Linked DNA regions of Homo sapiens: region 2 is linked to region 1. A link is a contact called in ENCODE Hi-C or POLR2A ChIA-PET data. All regions are on one chromosome and are shown on one strand. The core of a region is the stretch at or near the end of the contact, and the rest is flanking DNA. Distances in the headings are between cores, read along the strand shown.

What was found. Hi-C counts contacts between places; a loop is a spot of excess contacts on that map. ChIA-PET counts read pairs that join two places held with the same protein, here RNA polymerase II (POLR2A). Pooled maps may share reads with other maps.
Region 2: POLR2A ChIA-PET joins it to region 1 with 10 read pairs in H1. The contact joins two enhancer-like sites. A Hi-C loop is called at or near these places in 1 of 168 maps with a recorded cell type or tissue (psoas muscle) and 1 of 50 pooled maps. POLR2A ChIA-PET finds 5 or more read pairs at or near these places in 7 of 52 experiments (A673, H1, PC-3 and 4 more).

Annotation. Positions count from the first base shown.
Region 1 is chr10:73,555,323-73,558,022 of GRCh38, forward strand. The region is part of intron 4 of USP54 (ubiquitin specific peptidase 54); the gene reads right to left. Among named protein-coding and RNA genes, the nearest start is that of USP54, 35 kb to the right of the region's middle. Within about 2 kb of position 1,274, at least 2 of the 41 ENCODE cell types and tissues checked have a DNase peak (open chromatin) inside an H3K27ac peak, as active enhancers do; they include psoas muscle, where a contact is called at or near this core.
Region 2 is chr10:73,646,268-73,648,967 of GRCh38, forward strand. SYNPO2L (synaptopodin 2 like) reads right to left here. Exons shown (of 4, transcript NM_001114133.3): 4 at 1-2,612. The coding sequence ends at 451. Among named protein-coding and RNA genes, the nearest start is that of MYOZ1, 6.1 kb to the left of the region's middle. RefSeq lists an enhancer at 1,444-2,147. Within about 2 kb of position 1,389, at least 21 of the 41 ENCODE cell types and tissues checked have a DNase peak (open chromatin) inside an H3K27ac peak, as active enhancers do; they include psoas muscle, where a contact is called at or near this core.

The DNA.
Region 1 (2,700 bases), core at 24-2,523:
TAAATTAAAGTCAATTATCAATACCATATCACCTCATAACTTTAAGACTTTATTTGCATTCTGTTCATAACAATATTTTGGACTTGCAATGGTGAGGTTAAAGACAATCATAAGCTACATATCACACTCATTCCTGCTACCAGCTATGCAAAATAGAGGCAACTCACATATGCACAAAGACAAGAGACACAGATAAACAGTAACACCAAGACTTCAAGACAATGGACAGAGACAGAGATGGGCCAAATTCGCCACAGAAAGGTATTGCTTTTAATGAGAAATAATAAGCTAATGTTGAGGTTTTATAAAATACAGTAGTCAATTTACTAATTTTTGCCAAGATCAAAACTGCAAGACTCTTATAAATTACCAACAGTATTCAAATCAAATTTTGAGAATACATAACCACTTACCCCACAGGAAAAACTGAAAGGGGACACCCTTCTGGATATGCACAAGGTTTTGAGATTGTCTAAACTGTAGGATCTGCCATAAATTCTGGCAAGGAAAGAATCATGATGATTCACTACATGTTTCCTTGCAGTCGTACCCCTTCTATTTGAATATCATATACAATTCTGAACTCCAAATTTTAAAAAAAAGCTGAAGCATTCATTTTATACTATTCAAGTTTTGCCAATGGATAAATTAGTTGAGAATATTTAAACCAGTCACAGTCTAATAGGAACTTAAAACTAAGGGAAGGATGATCAAAGGACCATATAAATATGCTCATATTCATACATAGGTGATCAAAACAATGAAGTTAACTCAAGTAGATGATATTTGGATTAGACATAAGGACATACTTCCTTATGTGAGAGCTGTTTATTACCAGCTAAAATTTCTAGGGAATATACTAGAAATCTAATTTCCTGGTTTCAAGAATCAGTTCAGAATAATGAGTTTTCTCTTCTCTGATAGTGGCTGTGACTAAAGAACAATGAAGAACCTTCCATTTCTACAATCTGCAAAAGAAAGGAATGGATTAATAATGAACAATGGGTAATTTCTTTTTTTTTCTTTTTTTTTTTTTTTTGAGACAGAGTCTCCCTCTGTCACCCAGGCAACAATCATGCAGTGGCACCATTTCGGTTCACTGCAACCTCCACCTCCCAGGTTGAAGCAATTCTCTGCCTCAGCCTCCCAAGTAGCTGGGATTACAGGCACCTGCCACCACGCCCGGCTAATTTTTGTATTTTTAGTAGAGACAGGGTTTCACCATCTTGGCCAGGCTAGTCCTCAACTCCTGACCTCGTGATCCACCCGTCTCGGCCTCCCAAAGTGCTGGGATTACAGGCATGAGCCACCGCGCCCGGGCTGAGTAATTTCTTATATCATTTTATTCTCTGTGCTTATGCTTCAGTACACAACAGAGAAACAGGCATAAGGTATAACTTGAAAAATACTAGAGATTCCTTGAATTCTCACATTTCCCCCAATTAACAAGTGGACTACGAGTAAAACACATACCTTCCTGCCCCATTAGAACAGTCTAACCGCTCTCCACATATAGATATTACAGGATACCTTATATACGAAATTCTGTTTCCTCCCCACCCACCCTCTACCAGCACCATTCCCAGGCTTTTATGCCTTATACTAGCATTCTTAAAAGAAAAATCACTAATTGAGAAGATTTGTTTAATTTAATCAATCAATGCACATTCTGCTTTGCCTATAACAAAAAACACTCTGTCCTACATCCTGGCACTGCAAAGCCTCTAGTACAATCCCTGGAAGAACAAAATCTTTGTGGCACACTAAATACAGAGGACGGATTTCCTATCCTGAACAGAGATAAATAAATAAGCCAACACCAAAGTCAAGTCATACCCTGGGGGCCAGGGGTGTAAGAGTAGATTCATTGTGAATAATAAATAAGACCACTGGGCTACAGGCATAACAGTAACTTAGGTCAGAAAAAATATTTTAGTGATATGAGATAGAATAAATTTGGGGCTTTTGAGGGGACAGGGTAATTAGCACACAAACTTCTTCAATTTTTTTTTTTTTTGAGATGGAGTCTTGCTCTGTCACCCAGGCAGAAGCGCAGTGGCGCAATCTCGCTCACTGCAACCACCACCTCCCAGGTTCAAGTGATTCTCCTGCCTCAGCCTCCCAAGTAGCTGGGACTATAGGTGCCGCCCACCACACCTGGCTAATTTTTTTTTTTTTTTTTGAGACGGAGTCTCACTCTGTCGCCAGGCTGCAGTGCAGTGGCGCGATCTCAGCTCACTGCAACTTCCACCTCCCGGGTTCAAGCGATTCTCCTGCCTCAGCCTCCCGAGTAGCTGGGACTACAGGCGCATGCCACCACACCCAGCTAATTTTTGTATTTTTAGTCGAGACAAGGTTTCACCATGTTGGCCAGGCTGGTCTCAAACTCCTGACCTCAGGTGATCCACCCACCTTGGCCTCCCAAAGTGCTGGGATTACAGGCCTGAGGAAGTTTTATTCTCAAAAGGAGAATAAATGGGTTATTTATCAAATAAATGGGTTCAGTGACTAACCACATCAAGACCAGCTCAAGAAGGATTTAAAGAGCTATTATTCTTTTTTTTTTTTTTTTTTTTTTGAGATGGAGTCTTGCTCTGTTGCCCAGGCTGGAGTGCAGTGGCTCGATCTCGGCTCACTTGCAACCTCGCCTCCAGGGTTCAAGTGATTCTCCTGTCTCAGCCTCCTGAGTAGCTGGAACTA
Region 2 (2,700 bases), core at 139-2,638, 91 kb after region 1:
GGTGGCTTAGTGCAAACAGGGGTCAGTTCAGTCCCTTTGCTGTGTGCCTGGTGGTGAGCTTCTTGCCTGAAGTCCCAGTGGTCACTTCTGCTCTGTTTACTTCTCACTGAACATTAAAATGAGGCCCAGGGAGAAAAGCACAAATGTCAAGGAAGAGAGATCTGTGGAGGAATATGGGTGGAGAAGCCTGGAAATAAAGACAGAGATCCAGGAAAGGAAATGCAGAGACAAAGAGAGGCAAAGATACCAAAGCAGACATACTTGGTTGGAAAGCGGCAGGGAGGTAGAGAGTGAGGAGGAAGGTGGGGGAAGGGGACATCAACTTGGAAACCATCTCTGGCAGGAGGCAATTTAGCTTCCAGATGCGTGACAGGGGATGGGATAGGGTAGGAGAAGCAACTTTAGGAACTGGATGTTCCACCTCTCCTTGGTCCTGGGACCTGTGCCTGTTCACTGGTGCCCTGCCCCAGGCCTCCACACATGAGCTTGCAATCCTGTTCTGGTGGCTGAAAATCGGGGCCTGGCTACCTGGAAACCGCAGGAGCTGGGAGAAGCCCCAAGGCCCCTGGGAGCCTCTGGAGGAGGGGCTGGGCTAGGAACAGGGGCTGAGGCCAGTTCTGTTCTCCAGATGGGCTCATCCAGTGTAGTGGCTGCTCGGGGGGCAAGCACAGTGGGAGCCAGGGGTTCTGCAGTGGGCTGGGGTGCCGGAGTGGAAAACCGGCGAATCTCCTGGACTCGGGCAGTTTTGGGGGACCCTGAGGCGATAGGGCCAGGAGTCGGGGGAACCTCATCAAAACAGAACATGGCAGTTTTAAGTTGATAGGGCTGATGCCGCATAAAATCTAGAGCCTTGATGCCCTGCTTGGGTGTTGCCCGAGGCCCCTGGGATTGGGCCTTAGGGAGAGTTCGGGCCGCCTGGGGGAAAAAGGGAGAGAGCAGTGGGTTGTAAGCAATAGGAGGCGGGGCACGGATGTTGGGTGAATATTTCCAGGAAGGGGGCAGAGACGGGGTAGGAGAAGGACTTCTAGGCCGAGGGCCAAGACCAGGACCAGGTGTACCTTCCACCACATACCTGTCCGCACGGCTCTGCCGCTTAGCAAACAGCTCCCCACCCCTGCCCTGCAGCCTTGGTGGCTCAGGGATTCCAGCCGAAGAGGCTGCCCCATTCACGAGCCCATCAAGGAGCCCTCGAGATGGGGGCTTAGGAGCCACTGGGGGTGGAGTCTTAGGAGTCATAGGGGGCGGGGTCTTGGGAGCCATTGGAGGGGGGGTCTTAGGTGTCACGTGAGGCAGGGTCTTGTAACTCCTGGCCCCTACTGGCTGCATGAAGTTGCAGGCTTCAGCCCCGAGGCTCAGAGCATCTTCTTCAGGACCAGATTCTGCACCCCCGGCCCGAGGCTTTTCATCCAGGTTCTGTACCAGCGATAGCAGCTCGGGGTTGGGCGAGTTCTTCGTCTCCTCCTTTCCCGGCCGGAACATCTGCTTCCGGGTCCCCCGGCGCCGGGCCTCCTGCAGGATACCCGTGCGGGCAGCTGGCACAGAGATGCGCTGCTCGCGAGCGCTGGGGGGCTCAGGAGCCCCTGGGCCTGGGGCAGGCGCCTCTGGGCGCGCAGAGGGTCGCAAAGGCGCAGATAGGAAGATAGAAGCGGTGGAGGTCATGGCAGCTGCGCTAGGAGGAGCGGGGGGCTCTGGAGCTCCACCTGGGGTGACAGGCCGACTAGGGGCTGGGATGTACAGGGAGCTGGTGGCTGTCACAGGGCCCGAGGAGCGTGGGGTGCTGGGGGAACCAGAGACTGGCGCGTGGCTGGGAACCCCTGAAGTGAAGCTGGGCAGAGGGGTGGGCCCCTGCGAAGACAAGAAGGGGGGTGGGGCGGGGCTGAGGCCCCCCAGGCTGTCGTTCGCCCTTTTGGGGGCTAAAGGCCGGAAAATAACCGAGGTGGTAGTTGGCCGCTGCCCTTGTAGGCCCGGGGTAAAGGGCCTGGCTGACCGGTTAAAGATGCTTGGAGCTGGGGTCGGGGCTCCACCACCTGGTTGGAAGGGTCTGGGGCTGGCTACAGGCGCCGGCAAGGGGCTGGGTGGGAGCACAGCTGCCTCTGGGGGAGCACTCTGGGCCCGAGGTGGTGACTGCAGGCCTTCCCCGTTGAGCATGGCTGCTGGTTCGACCCGTGCCAGTTCCTGGGTGCTGGAGTCTGCGCGCTGGCGCTGCTGTTCAAAGAGCTGCACCCCTCGCCCAGAGACCTCACTCAGCTGCCCTCCCAGCCCAGAGCCCTGGCCCTCTGATGCTCTTGAGCCCGCCCTGGCAAGCTCCATGTCCAGATAGGGACTGTCCCAGTCAGATTGATTGGTGAGGCTGCGGGCGTCAGAGAAGGCTTCTTCGTCCAGCTCGGACTCACTCGTGGGGGGAACGCCGTCCTCCTCCTCAGCGCCTGTCCCAGCAGCAGCCCCGAAGCTCACCAGGGTGTACTTCTTGGCTCTCTGCCGCCGTTTCTTAAACATAAGTACCCCTTTGGAGTGGGGGTTGGGGGCTGCAGTGAGCAGGGATGCAATTGTCCTGCATTTGGTCTTGGCCTCTTTTATGCTCTTCTCTTGGAGGCTCTCTGCACGTTGCAGTTCTGGGGAGGCCAAGAGGTAAAATGGTCAGGGGGGCTTCCCAGCCTCTTTTAGTCCTGTTCCCCAAGGCTTTCACCCCCCATCCCAGCA